2 separate regions of the Homo sapiens genome follow, and region 1 is linked to region 2. A link is an interaction called in ENCODE POLR2A ChIA-PET data of the cell type or tissue named here. Cell type or tissue: Panc1. All regions are shown on one strand. Each heading gives the region's core, and the rest is flanking DNA. Links, peaks and the distances in the headings are about the cores only.

What was found. Peaks named below come from ENCODE experiments on the same cell type or tissue, not always from the same donor. Only the 100,000 strongest peaks of a DNase experiment are listed, where the experiment ranks them.
Region 1: POLR2A ChIA-PET joins it to region 2 with 11 read pairs; 2 of 35 experiments call an interaction of 5 or more read pairs at or near these places.

The regions. Positions count from the first base shown.
Region 1 is chr17:77,311,143-77,319,467 of GRCh38, reverse strand. The region is part of intron 2 of SEPTIN9 (septin 9); the gene reads right to left. Among named protein-coding and RNA genes, the nearest start is that of SEPTIN9-DT, 33 kb to the right of the region's middle. RefSeq lists enhancers at 1,772-2,607, 4,280-5,115. In Panc1, for the core only: no CTCF peak of the experiment used is centred there; no DNase peak of the experiment used is centred there; H3K4me3 peaks cover 1,912 bases; H3K27ac peaks cover 8,000 bases.
Region 2 is chr17:77,686,965-77,695,289 of GRCh38, reverse strand. No RefSeq gene overlaps it. Among named protein-coding and RNA genes, the nearest start is that of LINC01987, 37 kb to the left of the region's middle. RefSeq lists enhancers at 2,964-3,842, 3,843-4,722. In Panc1, for the core only: no CTCF peak of the experiment used is centred there; no DNase peak of the experiment used is centred there; H3K27me3 peaks cover 4,199 bases.

The sequences.
Region 1 (8,325 bases), core at 16-8,015, 380 kb after region 2:
CTGGAAGATTCCTACCACACACGCATGAGTCAGTGAGTCTCTAGCCGTCCCCTGGGAGGGAGCGAGTCTTCCTCTCCGGGAACTCGGGGCCCCACTGGGGGATCAGTGCTGTTCCCCACTGTTCATCCGGGGTCCTCAGAGGCTGCTTACTTACCTGGGGGGTCCCCACCAGCACATGGTCAGGGTCCATGCTGAGGCCAAGGGCTCAGCAGAGCAGGTGGGGGTTTACAATGTGGGTCCCTGGGGTGGGAATCAGGGGCATCCTCTCTGTCTTTAAGCTTCACCTCAAGGGTTCATTCAAACCCGAGACACGGAGGCTGGTTCTGTTGGCCCAAGCCTGTTTAAAGAGAATGTGTGTTTGTGCCAAGGCTGAGAACTCAGGCAATCTCTCTGAAAACTCCAGACTGTCAGCTTCTGTTGAGAAAGGGAGGACGCGTGGCCGCACCACGGAAGCCTTCCTGCCTGGCCGCACAGGGCTGGTATAAGACAGTTCTGCTCTTCAGACAAAACACTTTTCAGTCTGTGCTGCTCCCCAAGGCCCCCAACAAATTTACAATATTTGCACCCCTCTACCTCGACACACCCCGCAGGCCTCTGAGTTTACAATCCCTGCCCCACAGAGCCAGGTGAGTTACCTGTGACCAGGTGAGGCCCATGCACAGCCCTCGGCTAGATGACAGAGCCAAAGGCCCTGAAGTGCCACTTCAGGCCACAGTCCCGTCCGCTCTCTGCCTGGGATAGGACCCCAAATGCAATCTCCTTGGCAGAAAGGACATCTTCCTGGGGGGTGGGGAGGACCATTCCCAGCCTTCTGGGAGACATCAAGCAACCACCTCCTCCCAAAGAGCCTGGAGGACAGCCCCACAGGCAGCCAGACAGTGAGGGAGGTGGGGACAGCATCTCAGCCGAGGTGGGAGGCTGGGGAGGAAGGGAGGGATCATAGTCACGAGAGAAGGCTGAATAATGGCCCCAGGGATAGCATGTCCTAATCCCTAGACCTGCAAATGGGACCTTGTTTGGAACAAGAGTTTTTGCATCTGTGATTCAGTTGCAGATCTTGCTGTGGCGAGAGCACCCTGGATGGTCTAGGTGGTCCCTAAAGGCAGTCTCGGTGCTCATACAAGACGGGGGCAGAGGGAGATTTGACACAGACAGGGATGGCCAAGTGGAGATGGGGCCCGGAGAGATCTGTAGATGCTGGTGTTGAAGGTAAGGGCCATGCAGCCACAAGCCAAGGGACACCCACAGCCACCAGAGGCTCAAAGGGGCAGGCGATGAAGGCAGTGGCCCCCAACCTTTTTGGCACCTGGGATCGGTTTCAGGGAAGACAATTTTTCCACAGACCAGGGAGTGGGGAGATGGTTTTGAGATGATTCAAGTGTATTATATTTATTATTTTATTTTATTTTATTTTATTGAGACAGAGTCTCGCTCTGCCACCCAGGCTGGAGTACAGTGGCACTATCTCAGTTCACTGCAACCTCCGCCACCTGGGTTCAAGCAATTCTTCTGCCTCAGCCTCCCAAGAAGCTGGGACTACAGACGCCTGCCACCGTGTCCGGCTAATTTTTGTATTTTTAGTAGAAACGGGGTTTCACCATATTGGCCAGGCTGATCTTGAACTCCTGACCTCGTGATCCGCCAGCCTTGGCCTCCCAAAGTGCTGGGATTACAGGCATAAGCCACTGTGCCTGGCCTTTATTTTTTATTTTTTGAGACAGAGTTTCACTCTGGGATTACAGGTGTGAGCCACTGCACCCGGCCACAAGCACGTTGTATTGATTGTGCACTTTATTTCTATTATTATTATAATATATAATGAGATAATTATACAACTCACCATAATGTAGAATCAGTTGGAGCCCTGAGCTTATTTTCCTGCAACCAGACGGTCCCATCTGGTGGTGATGGGAGACGGTGACAGATCATCAGGCATCAGATTCTCATAAGAAGCACGCAACCTAGATCCCTCACATGTGCCGTTCACAATACGGTTCACTCTCCTATAAGAATCCAATGCCATGGCTGATCAGACAGGAGGCAGAGCTTGGGCAGTAATGCGAGCAATGGGGAGTGACTGTAAATACAGATGAAGCTTCGCTCGCTTGCCAGTCACTCACCTCCTGCTGTGCAGGCCAGTTCCTAATAGGACACACGGGGCTGGGAACCCCTGCCCTAGAGCCTCCAGAGGGCTATGCCCAGTGGACACCCTGATTTCAGCCTGGTGACCCTGATCTCGGATGTGTGGCCTGCAGAGCTGTGAGAGGATGGCTGGGCGTTGTTGTGACCCAGCCAGCTTGTGGCCACTCGTTACAGCAGCTGCAGGAAACTGATGCAGCGCCACAGACGGAGCCAGGGCTCAGCTCACTGGAGTTGCTTTCTGTTATTCTATTTCTTCCTAAAACATTGTGTTAAGCCAACCACTAACAACCACTGACTCCGATGGGCAGGAATCGCAGAGGTTTCTTGGTTTGTTTCTTTAATCCCTTTTCCAATTTTGAAATAATATTCCTTGTTGGTTTTTCTGATTATAAATGTAATATCTTTCTTTGTATTGAGTTTAGAAACAAGAGAAAAAGTAAAAAGCAGAAACCCCAGCTGGGCAAGGTGGCACGTGCCTGTAATCTCAGCACTTTGGGAGGCTGCGGCGGAAGGATTGCTTGAAGCCAGGAGTTCGAGGCTGCTGTGAGCTATAATTGCACTACTGCACCCTGGCTGGGTAAAAAGAGTGAGACCCTGTCTCAAATTAAAAAAAAAAAAAAAGAAGAGGAAGAAAACCCATTAACCTCACTCGAGACTCTCCATACGAACTCCTGCTGTGGGGCAGGGAAGCCCAGGAAGGCCCCACGAGGCTCTGACCCAGCCTGGCTGGCGGTGGGAACTTGGGAACAGCCCCGAGTGAGGGGCCGGGCTATGACTGAGTTCATTCACCCAGCCACCTCCTGCACGCTGTGCACACTATGGGTTTGACGGCCAGGGCTGGAGCACTTGCTGAGCACAGCCTTGACCCTCAGTTTTACCCAGCATGGTTTGGCCTGAGGTCCATCTCCCCTCCGTGCCTGAAAATCCAAACATTTTGGCCCAGGCGGGGGATCACTTGAAATGGAAAACCTGGCAGCACCGATTGGCTCTGAAGAGGCAGGAGTTAGTCATGAGCCGGCTGGGAGGCGAGTGCAGAGGTGGTGAGGTAAGGCCAGCAGAGGGTGGGGGAGGCGAGGGCCAACCTCTCACCGCGCATGGTGTAAGCACTAAGGGGGCACTTCACCAGGCCAGTGCAGACCCAGGCCCCTGCGGTGGATCCCCCGCGGTCCCTCCCTCCAGAGGAACACTGAAGAGGTTTCTGTGGTCCTGTCTTAGATTCAGAGGCACATTTGCATACTAAACGCACTGAGTAATCCTACAGTGAGGGAGCCGGGCTTGGTTTAACCCACCTTTTCCCAAATTGGACCAAAGGTTGCTGTCCCAGGAAGGCAGGGCCCTCAGGCCCACGGCTTTGGGAAACTCTGGTTGTGCCAGCCTATGAGCCCAGCTCCCAGCCACCCCAGCCTGCCCACACCCTGGAGTGGGCACTGTTACCCAAAAGCCCCTTCCAGACAGTTCTCAGGGCGGCATCCCTGTCCTTCACCCCCCATAGACCCCTGGCCACTTTTCTGCGACATCAGCATCACTGGTTCACAGCTCCTCTTAATTGCAAAGTGGGGCTCAGCGGCACAGGCTGGGCCTGGCAGGGCGGGAAGGAAGAGCGAAGGCCACTTTGTCTCCAATAGCACTGGCCGGGCTCTGGAAAGGCCGGAACCCACAGACAGGAAGGAAGTGTCACACTCACTCAACCTGCTTTGCGTCAGCCAGGGGGCATCTTGTAGAAAGAAGTTAGGTGGTCGTGGCCGGGTGCAGTGGCTCATGCCTGTAATCCCAGCACTTTGGGAGGCCGAGGCAGGTGGATCACAAGGTCAGGGGTTCCAGACCAGCCTGACCAACATGGTGAAACCCCGTCTCTACTAAAAATACAAAAATTAGCTGGGCATGGTGGCGCATGCCTGTAATCCCAGCTATTCAGAAGGCTGAGGCAGGAGAATTGCTTGAACCTGGGAGGTGGAGGTTGCAGTGAGCCTAGATCACGCCACTGCACTCCAGCCTGGGCGACAGCGCGAGATTCCATCTCAAAAAAAAAAAAAAGAAGTTAGGTGGTCATTCTTCAGTCTCTGGCTTGGCCTAGGAACTGCTTCTTTTTCAAGATGCTATCAAATGCCTCCTCCATTAGGAAGCCTTCCCTGGTTGCCCCCTCCACTCCTGTCCTTGCCCCAGAACACGGCCCGGCCCTCACGGACAATCCTGACATCAGAGCCTAATAGAGATTTTCCTCTTCATGGAAATTCATACTCCAAACTGAATATGTGTGCAGGATAAGCCCCTGTTCCCATGTGAAACAAAAGTGAAAGGTGCGGATCACCTGCCTTTCCCCACCCCTTCTCACAACAATCTGGGCTCCACAGGGGCCCAGTAGGAGCCAGGTCCAGTTCAGCCGCCCCAGGTGCACCATCCTGGGCACCAGCGCCTCTGTCCCCTTCCACGAAGCACAGCTTCATCCCCTGGTACCCAGTGGGGAGGGGACACATACCAGGCATTCCCCAGGGTGGACTGTGCTCCCCACACCAGGCCAGGAGGCCCTGGGGCTGGTCCAGCCATCCAGAAAAGGGAGCAGGCGGTCCAGGTGACACTGATGTGGGCAGCAGGGGCCTTCGGGAAAGGGTCTTCGTAGGATCGGCCCCACCTTGCTCCAGGAGTACACACTGGGGAAGGGTGCTGCGCGGAGGTGGAGAGAACGCATCTTTGGCTGAAAGCATGCTTTCTGATGCTCTGGGCTCGGATTTGCTGCCATCTTCCATGTCCCCTCACCTAACACACGTTCCAGTAAATCCTCCATGCTGATGAGCGCCAAGCTATAGAGGACGCACAACCTCTCGCTTTAAAAAGTGACTTTTCCTGCTGGGTGTGGTGGCTCACACCTGTAATTCCAACACTTTGGGAGGCCAAAGTGGGAGGATCACTTGAGGCCAAGAGTTCAAGACCAGCCTGGGCAACATAGAGAAATCCCATCTCTACAAAAAAAAAAAAAAAAAAAAAAAGTCCAGGCACAGTGGCTCATGCCTGTAATCCCAGCTACTTGGGAGGCTGAGGCAGGAGAATCACTTGAACCTGGGAGGCAGAGATTGCAGTGAGCCAAGATCATGCCACTGCACTCCAGCCTGGGCAACAGAGCAAGACTCCACCTCAAAAAAAAAAAAAATTTTTTTTTTTGAAACAGGGCCTTACTCCCTTTGCCCAGGCTGGAGGACAGTGACGTGATCACAACTCACTGCAGCCTCAGCTTCCCGGGTAGCTGGAACTACAGGGCTGTACCACCACGCCCAGCTAACTTTTTGTATTTTTAGTCAAGACGGGGTCTCGTCATGTTGCCCAGGCTGGTCTGGAGCACCTGAGCTCAAGTGATCCTCCCACCTCGGCTCCAAAAGTACTGGGATTACAGGCATGGGTCACCATGCCTAGCCTGAAAACATTTCTTTTAAGAATTAGCCAGTCATGGTGGCGCACAACTGTAGTCCCAGCTACTTAGGAGGCTAAGGCAGGAGGATCCCTTGAGCCTGGCAGGTTGAGGCTGCAGTGAGCTATAATTGTGCCACTGCACTCCAGCCTGGGGGACAGAGAAAGACCCTGCCTAGAAAGAAAAAAGAAAAAAAAAAGACTTTTCCATTCATTTCCTGCTCATCCTCAGACTCAACCACTGAAGTTTGCTTCCCTGAATTAAAAATGAAGGAGCTCCGTCCTGGACTCCCTCCTGCTGACCCTGCTACTGTACCTGCCAGCAGAGCCAGCCAAGACCCTCCAGGCTGGCCCCAGCCTGGCCCGCCTACAGCCTCCCAAGCAAGACGGATTCCCAGGCTGAGGCCAGCTGCATTCCTCTCTGGAATCTTTCTCCACTTTTTATTGTGCCTCAGACTTTGGCTGTTCCTAAATAAATACAATCCAGCTATCTCTGCCCTTGGGGCCGCTGCAGGGTTTACTGGTGCAAACCGCCTGGGCAGGCCTGTTGCTTTAGGAGTCCTTCCAGGTCAGCGTGGAAGGAAACCAAGACAACGGGGAGAAGCAGCCCGGTTGGGCCCAATTCCACTCTCACATGCTCGTGCTCAGCCAACCATCTGGGCTGTAGCCTGACAGGAGCTGGAGCTGGCGCTCCATTCCTAGAGGGGGCCCCCGACTGCCCCTGCAGAGCGAGGGAGGTCTGGGGGTGCAGAGGCCAAGGGCCCTTGCAGAGTTTGCCCCAGGTCCCCTGAGTTTAAGCTTCTCTGCAGCCAACGGAAGACTCCCCCGAGAGCGGGTGTCTTTCATCCTGCTTGCTCAGTAGGTGCCCAGTAACCGTTCACTGGATAAACAATGAATTTGTGGATCCAACGTGAAGATGATCTAAACCAGCGCCCCCCCATAGAACTCTCCGCAATGATGTCAATGTTCTGTATCTGCCGTAGTCAATATGGCAGCCACATGTGGCAGTGAACGCTTGCAATGTGGAAGGGCTACCAAGGCAAAGAGTTTCGCATTTATGTTATAATTTAAACTTAAATAGTCACAAATGCCTAGCGTGTGCCCCGTTATACAGACCCTTTTTGTCACCTTCTTCTCCTCCCTAGAGACATTGCATTCGCCATCAATTTCTTACCCGGGAGGCAAACGGAGAAATGCTACTCTTTAGCCAACGCAAAAGAAGGCCAATATTTGCATTTTAAGCTAGTTTTTTGGGCAATTCTCCCAAGCATCTCCTATCAAGGTCAGTCCAGCAATATTTCCTGACTGCCTGCCACGCACCAGGAAAGCATCCCGCCGTGGCTCTGGTCCGAGGCTATGGAGGACACAGAAATAACCAAGGCCAAGCTGATAGAAGGGGTGTGACAAGATGGCCCAAAGTCACTGAGTCAGCTAGGAGGTCCAGGAGCATGGAAGCCCTGCTTTCCAGAGGACAAGTGGCAACCCATCCAGGGGGGGCCCGAGCACTCAGAGCCAGGAGCGCAGAAGCAGGGGGCTCCAGGCTGGAAAGCGGTATCAGGGCCAGGCTGGGCGGCAGCACGAATCCACCCTCGAGGCTTTGGGGGCGGAAACTAAGGGCTCTATGAGTAAGAAGACCCGGCCCAGGTCTAATGGAAATGATCGGGTGGAGGGATCCTATCACCCGGTCCCCAGCACACAGGGAGGGAAGTGGTAATCGTCCTCTAAATGTTGGCCGTGGAGGGGAAGGAGCCACAGCAGGGCAGGGGTGGGGAGGATGGCACCTGCTGGTCCAAGGAGGGATGATGGAGGCCCAACCAAGACATGACCGTGACCGGGGCAGCCTGTCCAAGGGTCAGTATGCAGAGGGCGAGTTGATGAGATCTTGGCAGCCTGTTGAGACCTGGGGGTGCTGGGGAGGCAGAGGTCAAGGTCAACTCTGAGATTTCCTGCTTGCAAACCTGGGTGGGTGGCAAGGCTGATATCAGAGAAATAGAGGAAGAGTGGGTAGCTATGGGTGAGAGAGGAAGTAATGAACTAGGGGTGCCTGCAAGAGCCCAGGGGCAAGGTCCTCGGGCAGCCAAGATGCTGGTGGTCTCTTCCACGACCAGCTCCCTCCACGTGGCACACTTTTGTCTGCATGGCTGGGCATGGGGCACCTGTTCGTCCGACACACTTTGAGCAGCTACTCTGTGCATTGAGGCAACGTGGCACGGTGCCCTGGGGAAATAGCGAGGAGGCACTGCACAGGCCCCACCCTTCTGGCATTTTCTGTCTCCTGGGGATGGTGGCAGTTAAATAAGTGACAGCCAATTGTCAGGAGAGTTTGGCTCTGATTCACCAGGTGGAGCCAGGCACTCCTGCCGGAAGAGGCATGGGAACTAGCATAGGATGAAGGGAGGCAGCGAGCACCAGCCCAGGCCTTGCCCCCACAGGGCCCTTTTTTCACACCTACTTGTGCAGGCGTCCCCTGTGAGGGCAGAGACACCTGCAGTGCTTGAGGGAGACTTCCTGCGGGCGGGGTCGTCCATCCACAGCGGCCAGGTGGGAGGTGCATCAGTGTCCTGTGGCTGCCATAATGGACCACAGCTGTGGGGCTTGAAAAAATGGAAGCGGGTTCTCTCCCATGCTGGAGGCCAGAGGTCCAAAATCAAGGTGTCAGCAAGGCCACACTCCCTAGGGAGGCTCTGGGGTGGGGTGGGGGGGGGGTCCTTCCTTGCCTCTTCCCAGACGCTCCCTGGCCTGGGGCTGCGTCACTCCATCATCTGCTCCTGCCTTCACGTGGCT
Region 2 (8,325 bases), core at 264-8,263:
CCCTGGGCCCCTCAGTGGGAGGGTGATGGTGGCCAGGCAGCCACCTCCTGGGGCCCGGTGTGGTTGATGCTCCTCACTCCTGGTGCGCAGAAGATGGAGCTGGCAGCCCAGGACCCGGGAGGTGCCCTCAGGTGCAGAAAAGGGCTTTTCCTCCCCATGTGTGCACCTTTGACCTGTTGAAGCCAGAGTAGGAGGCAGGGGTCACATCTGTCCCTGCCTTAAAAGCCCTCCTGCCCCACCTGCCTTATCCCACCCTGGCAGGGCCCCTGGGAGCCTGATAGGGGCTAAGCTGCTCTCAGGTGGGCTGCAAGCTGGGCTGCTTGATGAGAGCAAGGCCCTTTGCTGGGAGTGGAAGGGAGTCAGGGCGGGGAGGCCCATAGGAGCCACTTGCTCTGAGCCACAAGGGGTTGTGGGTTTGGGTCCTCTGAGAAGCAGGTGCCAGGAATGAATTGGATGTCCATGAGACTTGTTGCAGGGAAATGTCTGTGAAGGAGAAAGGAAAGAGAGCAGGAAGAGTTTCCTTCCATGATGCAGGACCAGCCTGTGCAGGGAGTGGGGAGGGAAGGAGGCCTGGGAGGAAGAGCCTCACAGAAAGCCCCAGTCGGCAGGTGGGAGCCCAGAGCAGAGACTGCCTGAGGGGTGGGGGATCCTCCTGGGGCAAGAGTGGCCATCTCTGGTGTTCCCAAGCTTCTGCGTGGGCTGGGAGCTGGGTGGGGTGTCGAGGCTCTGCAGACTGCACCCCTCCCTAGAGGGCTCCTCTGGGAAGAAGGTGAGTGGGGAGCACCCACAGGGCAGCTACAAGAGCCAGGGAAGAAAGGGGATGCTGGATAGGATGGTGGCACTGTATGAGCCCGTTCTCACACTGCTAGAAAGAACTACCTGAGATAGGGTAATTTATAAAGAAAACAGGTTTAATGGACTCACAGTTCTGCATGAATGGGGAGACCTCAGGAAACTTACAGTCATGATGGAGGCAAAGGGGGAGCAAAGCATGTCTTATATGGCAGCAGGAGAGATTGAGAGTGAGGCGGGAAGTGTCATACTTTAAACCGTCAGATCTCGTGAGAACTCCCTCACTTTCACGAGAACAGCATGAAGGAAATCCACCCCCATGATCTAGTCACCTCCCTCCAGGTCCCTCCCCTGACATGAGGGGATTACAATTCAAGATGAGATTTGAGTGGGAACACAGAGCCAAACCATATCAGGCACCCCCCTGCTTTCTCCTGCTCTTCATGCTCCTAGGTCCCCCTCGGCCAAGGTCCTTCCCTCGCTTCCCAGGGGGCAGACGAGGATGCTGTCTCCACCGCAGGCTTCTCTCCCTCCTGAGAGCCAGCACCTGCCTCATCCGAAATCGCCAGCCCTGAGTTTCCTCTCCTCCTCCTCCCACAACCCACCCTCCTCCTTCTCCAGGCACCTCTGTTTCTGAGGCTGGTTCTTCTCCAGCCTCACTTGTTATTTCAATTTCTTCTCTTCATTTCCCCTAATTTCACATATTTTCAGAGAGAGTCGAGGAAATGAGAAACACTGTCATCTTCAACGTGAGCTTTGATAGAGACGAGAACAGGTTTGATTTTTTGTTTTTCTGTGAAAGGCTACAGAGCGGAGGAGGGAGGATGCCTTAGCGTGCATTCCATGTGGGAGCAGCCTGGGGGCCTTGCTCTCCGATCTGGCAAAGCCCAGCCTGAGAGCTGCCCCAGTTGGCCCAGGATCCTGCGCAGACCTTTGAGGACAAATAATACATCTACCTAATGGCCGGGCAGCCACTTTTCCCCGCGCTGGCACCTTGGGGCCGCCCCACTGAAAAACCCTCCTCTGTTCCTGTTCTGGAGGTCATTCATGACCAGTCAGCACCCATCTACGTCCCCATCCATGTGTCCCTGTGCCAGGGGGGGTGGGACTGGCAGCAGAGCAAGTTGGTCCCAGCCCTGGGGTGGGCTTCTGGCAGATCAAGGGTTCAAACCCTGCAGACTGCTGCAGGTCACAGAAGCAGGGGCAGCAGTGTGAGATGAAACAGGTGGAAAGAGAAAGGTCCCAAGAACTGTTCTCCTGGTCCTGCTGTGAAGCTCTCTCGCAGGGTTGGGAAGTCAAGGTGGGTGTGATTGCCAAGTTTGTTTTCTAACTTCCCACCGTGACAGGGCAGCCGTTACAGGACCAAATGACTTTCTTCACACCACCGAGGAAAACACACATGAACACCCCCAGGCTCCCCCGTCAGTGGGGGAGTGAAATTCCCAGTCATGCTGGCATCCAGCAGGGCAGTCTGTGTTGCTGGGACTGCTTGGTTGCATTCACTCCAGCTCACATTCGGGTGACTTTGAGCTCAAGGGACCTGCAGAAATAATTGTGTGTGTCTTAAGTTGGGTCCCTGTTGGGCATCGGGTGGCGGAAGGGCAAGCACCTTGAAGAAGGGGAGGTGGGTGCACGTGTACACAAATGCACACAACAGAACAGGGACCAGAGGGGCAGAACCACATCCTGCACTCAGGATCTCCCAGGCTGATACCGAAAATATGAATCCACCCAACAGCAGGACCTTTACAAAAAAAAAAAAAAAAAAAAAAAAAAAAAAAAAACTAGGGCAGGTGACTCATGCCCTGGGGCCCAAACAACACATCCATGACACACTGCTAAGCTTGGCCTCGCTTCCCTCCTCTCCAGAGGGCTAAATCACGAGGCTCTCTGCAAAGAAAACCCTGGGCCTTGGGAGAAAGACGGCACCTTCCTCAACTCCAGGTGACCCTTGAACAACATGGGTTTGAACTGCATGGTCCACTTATGCACAGATTTCCTTCCATCTCTGCCACCTGCGAGACAGCAAGACCTACCCCTCCTCATCCTCCTCTTCAGCCTCCTCAATGTAAAGACAAGAAGGGTGAAGACCTTTATGATGATCCGCTTCCACCTAATGAGTAAATATGTTTTCTGTCCCTTATCATCTTCTTTATAACATTTTCTTTTCTCCAGCTTACTTTATCATAAGAATGCAGTAACATATAACTTACAAAATAAAATACACATAATGACATACAAAATATGTGTTCATTGACTGTTCTCAGTAAGGCTTCTGGTCAACAGCAGGCTATTCGTAGTTAAGTTTTAGGAGAGTCAAAAGTTACACATGGGTTTTTGAGTTACACAACACTGAGGGCAGTGGTGTGGGAGGCCCACGCCTTCAACACGTGGGCCTGATGTCCCTGTCCCTGCCTCAGCTCCCACTGGACACGTCTGCCGATTCTTTGACAATTGCTAAGTGTTGGGCCCTTGCCGGCCACTGTGACGGGGGTAGGGACGGGGGTAGGGACAACGAGATGGAGCCGATGCTTAGGGCACCGCCTTTCAGGAGCCTAGGGGCCCCGGGGAGAGCCCTGCACACCTTCTGTCCCCTGCAGCCAGCACACCTGGCATCACGCTCACCTTCCCCACTTAACCAGCCCCCTCCTCAGACTCCCGGGCAGTCACTGCTACCACCTGCTTCCTCACCCCGCAGGTTCAGACCCTGGAGTTGTCACTGACGCTTCCCTTGCCCTCCCCAGTGCCCAGGTCTGGGCAGCCCCAGCCCTGGTTCCCACGCTCTTCACCCCTCTCCATGCATCCGTCTTTTCCATGCCTCCTGCTGCCACCCTGGTCACACTCTCCTCTCTCTGACCTGGACTTCCAGCTGCCCTCCCTGCCATCTCTGCTCCCCCAGGCCACCCTCTGCATGGGGCAAGCCCAGTGAGGGACAATGAGCGTAAACATACGTGCCCTGGTGTTGATGATGCATAGAATTAGGAAGGGCGATGAAGATTCCTCTTCCAAGCGTGTCCCTTGAACAAGGAATTGCACCTCACCCTGGTCATGAATGTGTAGCAAGGCAATGGGTGCCAAGTCCCCTGGGATTCAGCTGCAACCCAGGCCAGCTGTGTGCCCTTGGGCAAGTCACGCCTCTCTCTGAGTCTCAGTTCCCCCTAGGACATTAAGGGGGATGAGTGTGGGGGCTTTCAGTAGCTTTGTTCAGTTTGCATCCTCTACATCTATGCCTTAGTTGTCTGCATTTTCCTGGCTCCAACCTGCTTCTAAGCGGGTATCTGGGAACAGAAAGAAAGAGGAGAGGAAGGAGGGGTCCTCACTCCTGATAAGCTGCAGTGGCAGCATCAGCCTTCAGGGCAAGGGGGCATCTGGCGGGGCAGTGGTCTCAGGAAGACATGAGGGGAAGCCCCCCCATCCGCCTGCATCCCATGGCTCCCCCGAGCTCTTGGCTCCTGGGCAGAGGGGTTTCCTGGCTGCTTTCTTGTGCCTTCCACCTTTGAGGATGAATTCTTTCTCCACCTTTAAGCACATTGACAAGATTAATGCCATAATCGGGAGGGGCTGCCATGGAGGCTCAGGGGTCTCTGAGCAATAACTCCTAATTCAGAAATTTATCTAGGGCAGCAAAGACAAGGGCACTCCCCACCAGGACCGGCCCTGCCGGGAAGGAGAGGAGCAGGTCTGCAGGCTCACCGCCCGCCGAAACATCCGCTTTGCACATGCCTAATTATAACTTGGGTTGCTACAAACGGAAATGGACTAAACCCATTAAATCTATTTTTTCTCCCGTGGTGGGAGGGAGTATGGATTTCTTAAAGATAGAGAATTTAAATTAAGCTTTAAAACTGTGACTGAGCGAGATTTAATACTGACAATTAGCCTGGACAAACAGTTAATCGTCCTGGCGGGGTAATTTATATACGTTCCATGTGCCCACGAGGCAGACAGCACACTGCACTGCAAATTAGTGCAAGGAAAGAGGCTTCGCTCCTCCTCGAGCTGCAGCCTGGGGGGGCGGGGGCTGTTTAGAGCTTCCCATCCCAGTGGCCTGACGTGGCAGGAGCAGGGTGGGCTGTCCCATTTTACGGGGTCTGCCTGGCAGACAGCCACCCAGATGTCTCAGACCCTGGTCCCTGGAATGGGAGTGGTCAGTGCAGCTGTTTCAGGGCTTGGAAAGGGAAAATCTTGCCTCTTCCTTCCAGGGAGGACATGGCGTAGTAGGCGGAGCTCAGAATTCTTGGAGGGTTTATTTTCTTTTATTTTTAAGTTTATTTTTATTTTTTATTTTTTCTCACTCTGTCTCCCAGGCTGGAGGGCAGTGGCATGATCTCAGCTCACTGCAGCCTCTGCCTCCTAGGTTCCAGCGATTCTCGTGCCTCATCCTCCCGAGTAGCTGAAACTACAGGTGCATGCCACCACACCCAGCTAATTTTTTGTGTTTTTAGTAGAGATGAGGTTTCGCTATGTTGTCCAGGCTGATCTTGAACTCCTGACCTCAAATGATCCGCCTGCCTCTGCCTCCCAAAGTGTTGGGATTACAGGCGTGAGCCACCATGCCTGGCCTTATTTATATTTTTAATTTTTCTGGGTACGTGGTTGGTGTGCATATTTGTGGGGTACATGAGATGTTTGATACAGGCATGCAATAGGAAATACACACGCCATGGAGAGTGGGGTATCCATCCCCTCAAGCATTTATCTTTTGAGTGACAAACAATCCAATGACACTCTTTAAGTTATTTTAAAATGTACAATTAAGTTATTGTTGGCTATAGTCACCCTATTGTGCTATCAAATAGTAGGTCTTATTCAATTTTTCTTTTTTCTTTTTTGGCACCCATTCTGGCTGCTCTGGCCCTGGAGACCTGAGTGGGCTGAGCACTCACTTCTCCACTCTGAATGTCAGTCTCCTTGTCTGTAAAATGGGCTGAATGAGCTTGGTGCTCACTTCTCCACTCTGAATGTCAGTCTCCTTGTCTGTAAAATGGGCTGAATGAGCTTGGTGCTCACTTCTCCACTCTGAATGTCAGTCTCCTTGTCTGTAAAATGGGCTGAATGAGCTTGGTGCTCACTTCTCCACTCTGAATGTCAGTCTCCTTGTCTGTAAAATGGGCTGAATGAGCTTGGTGCTCACTTCTCCACTCTGAATCTCAGTCTCCTTTTCTGCAAAATGGGAAGCACTTGCTCATCAGAGTTCTTGGGATGGGTTGGACGCCAGGTGGAAGCGTCTATCTCAGAGCCTCAATGGATCCTGTTTGCTCATCACCTGGTTCCTCCTAAATGGAGAGCTCCCTTATGCTCTCAGAAGCCCCATGTGCCTGGTCCTCAGAGAGTGCCCATGAATGGGGGCTAAACAACTGACTTTCAGTGTTTATAATAGCTGCTGTATGCTTCCCAGACAACAGCCTTCTCTACCTGGAATAGATGCGTCCATTCGTGGCAATGTGGCATTGATTTTTTTTTTTTAAATACCACATTAGCAAGACTTCTAAAGAAAAGATCCCTGGCTTCCTCACATGGAACGGGGTCCAAGCCACAGCCATTTTTACCTCACGCCTCTCAAGGCTACACGATTCCCCTCCTAAGAACTTCAAATGCCTTTTTGTCCATATCACTCAGATTTGCAGATTTACTCTCCACATCCAACAGTTTTCCAGCTGCAATGATTTCTGTGGGTGGATGGGTGGGTGGGAGGGTGGAAAGGTGAGGGGAATTGATCTATACCCTTCCAGGGCTGCATTGATAGCAAAAGCCCCTAAAGAGTTGATTGGAGAGAGTGAGCAGGTGGATACCTGCCCTGTTCCTGTCTCCTTTGACTTTATTCCAGGAACTCTAGGGAGCAGAGAGCAGAGGGGAAGGCTGGGGGAGGTGGGTAGGGAGGCTGTTATTTCCTTAGCATGGGGCTGCTGGAGGATCGGCAGGGGGTGTGCTGGGCAGGAGATCATTCTGCAATGACGATGGGGGTGTCTCCTCTCACCGGCCCACCTGCATCCCCTGGGGGCTCCCTGTTACAACCTATGAGCCTGAGGGATATGACAGCAATAAAACCAACCCCTCCCACCCCCAGCCCCCTGAAGACTTCCGTTCCAGCAGAGAAGTCAGACAACAAAGCATCAGTCACATTTTAAGAAACAGTGATGGCAACTATTCGAAATAGCCAAAAGGTTGAAGGAACCCAACTGATGAATGGATAAACCCAATGTGACGAATCCACACGATGGCCACACGCGACGACACCAGTGGACCTTGAAAACACGCTCAGTGAAGGAAGCCCAGGTATAAAGGCCACATGTGGCCTGATCCCATTTATGTGAAATATCCACAGTCCTTGATTTTGATGGTGGAGCCGGAGGGGGACGTGGAACAAGGTCAGGGCGGGACCACGCCCATGGAACGCCAGGCATCTCTGCTTCGTCATGGGAGGAGAAAGCAAAACCAATCTTTCCTTCAAGGCTCCACTCCCCCGACCACCTCTCCAGCACGCCGCAAACACCTGAGAGGTCACAGTCACCTGGGCCACTTCTTCCATTCCCGTGGGACTGCTGGCTCCTGGCAGGGAGGGGTTGGTCTTGTCTACCTCTGAGTTATCCCTGCTGCCTTCATATATGAAGCGGCCAATAAATATCTCTAGGTGGGGTGAAAAATCCCTAGGGAAGCTGTGCCTATAATCCCAACACTTTGGGAGGCCCAGGCGGGTGGATCACTTGAGGCCAGGAGTATGAGACCAGACTGGTCAACATGGGGAAACCCCGTCTCTACTAAAAATAAACAAATTAGCAGGCATGGTGGCGCATACCTGTAATCTCAGCTACTAGGGAGGCTGAGGCAGGAGAATCGCTTGAACCAGGAAGGCAGAGGTTGCAGTGAGCTGAGATTGTGCCATTGCACAATCTCTAGTCTGGGCAACAGAGCGAGACTCCATCTCAAAACAAACAAAATAAACTGAAACTGAGAGAGGTTAAGGCCCTGGCCCCAGGTCAAACCAGAAGACAGACTTGGAGTGGTGGTTTCTCTTTTTCCACACTCCGGGAAGGTGTCTCAGATCTCCAAGTGAAGGATGCTGGTGGGTAGAACAGAGGAGACCTGGAGAGTGACTGGTCCCTTGAAAGATCGCTGCAAACTCTTTGTGGGCAATGTACGGAGAAGGCCACAGACACAGCACAGAGACAGACCCTGTTCCGAGAGCCTGCAGAGCCCTTTCCAATCTGCAGGGCATCCCCACACCCCAAGCATGTTCCACTCCTGCCCCTACTCTCAGTCTGTTCTTTTCATCTGGGCCTTCTAAGGAGTGGGTACCCAGTGGCTTTGTTGTTGTTAAATTGCGGAACAAACGTTATAATGGGTAAGCGTACAGAGAAAGAAGAACGCTAAGCACTGTGCTAGGCATTTGACATGCATTGCCCCACTTGATCCTCCCAAGAGCCATTGTCATCTCTATTATGCCATCAACGTAAATAACACACAGAGAGCAGCTCCCTAGAAGAAAAAGATACTCATTCATGAATAGGGCATCGCAATGGGAAGACGCGTGCT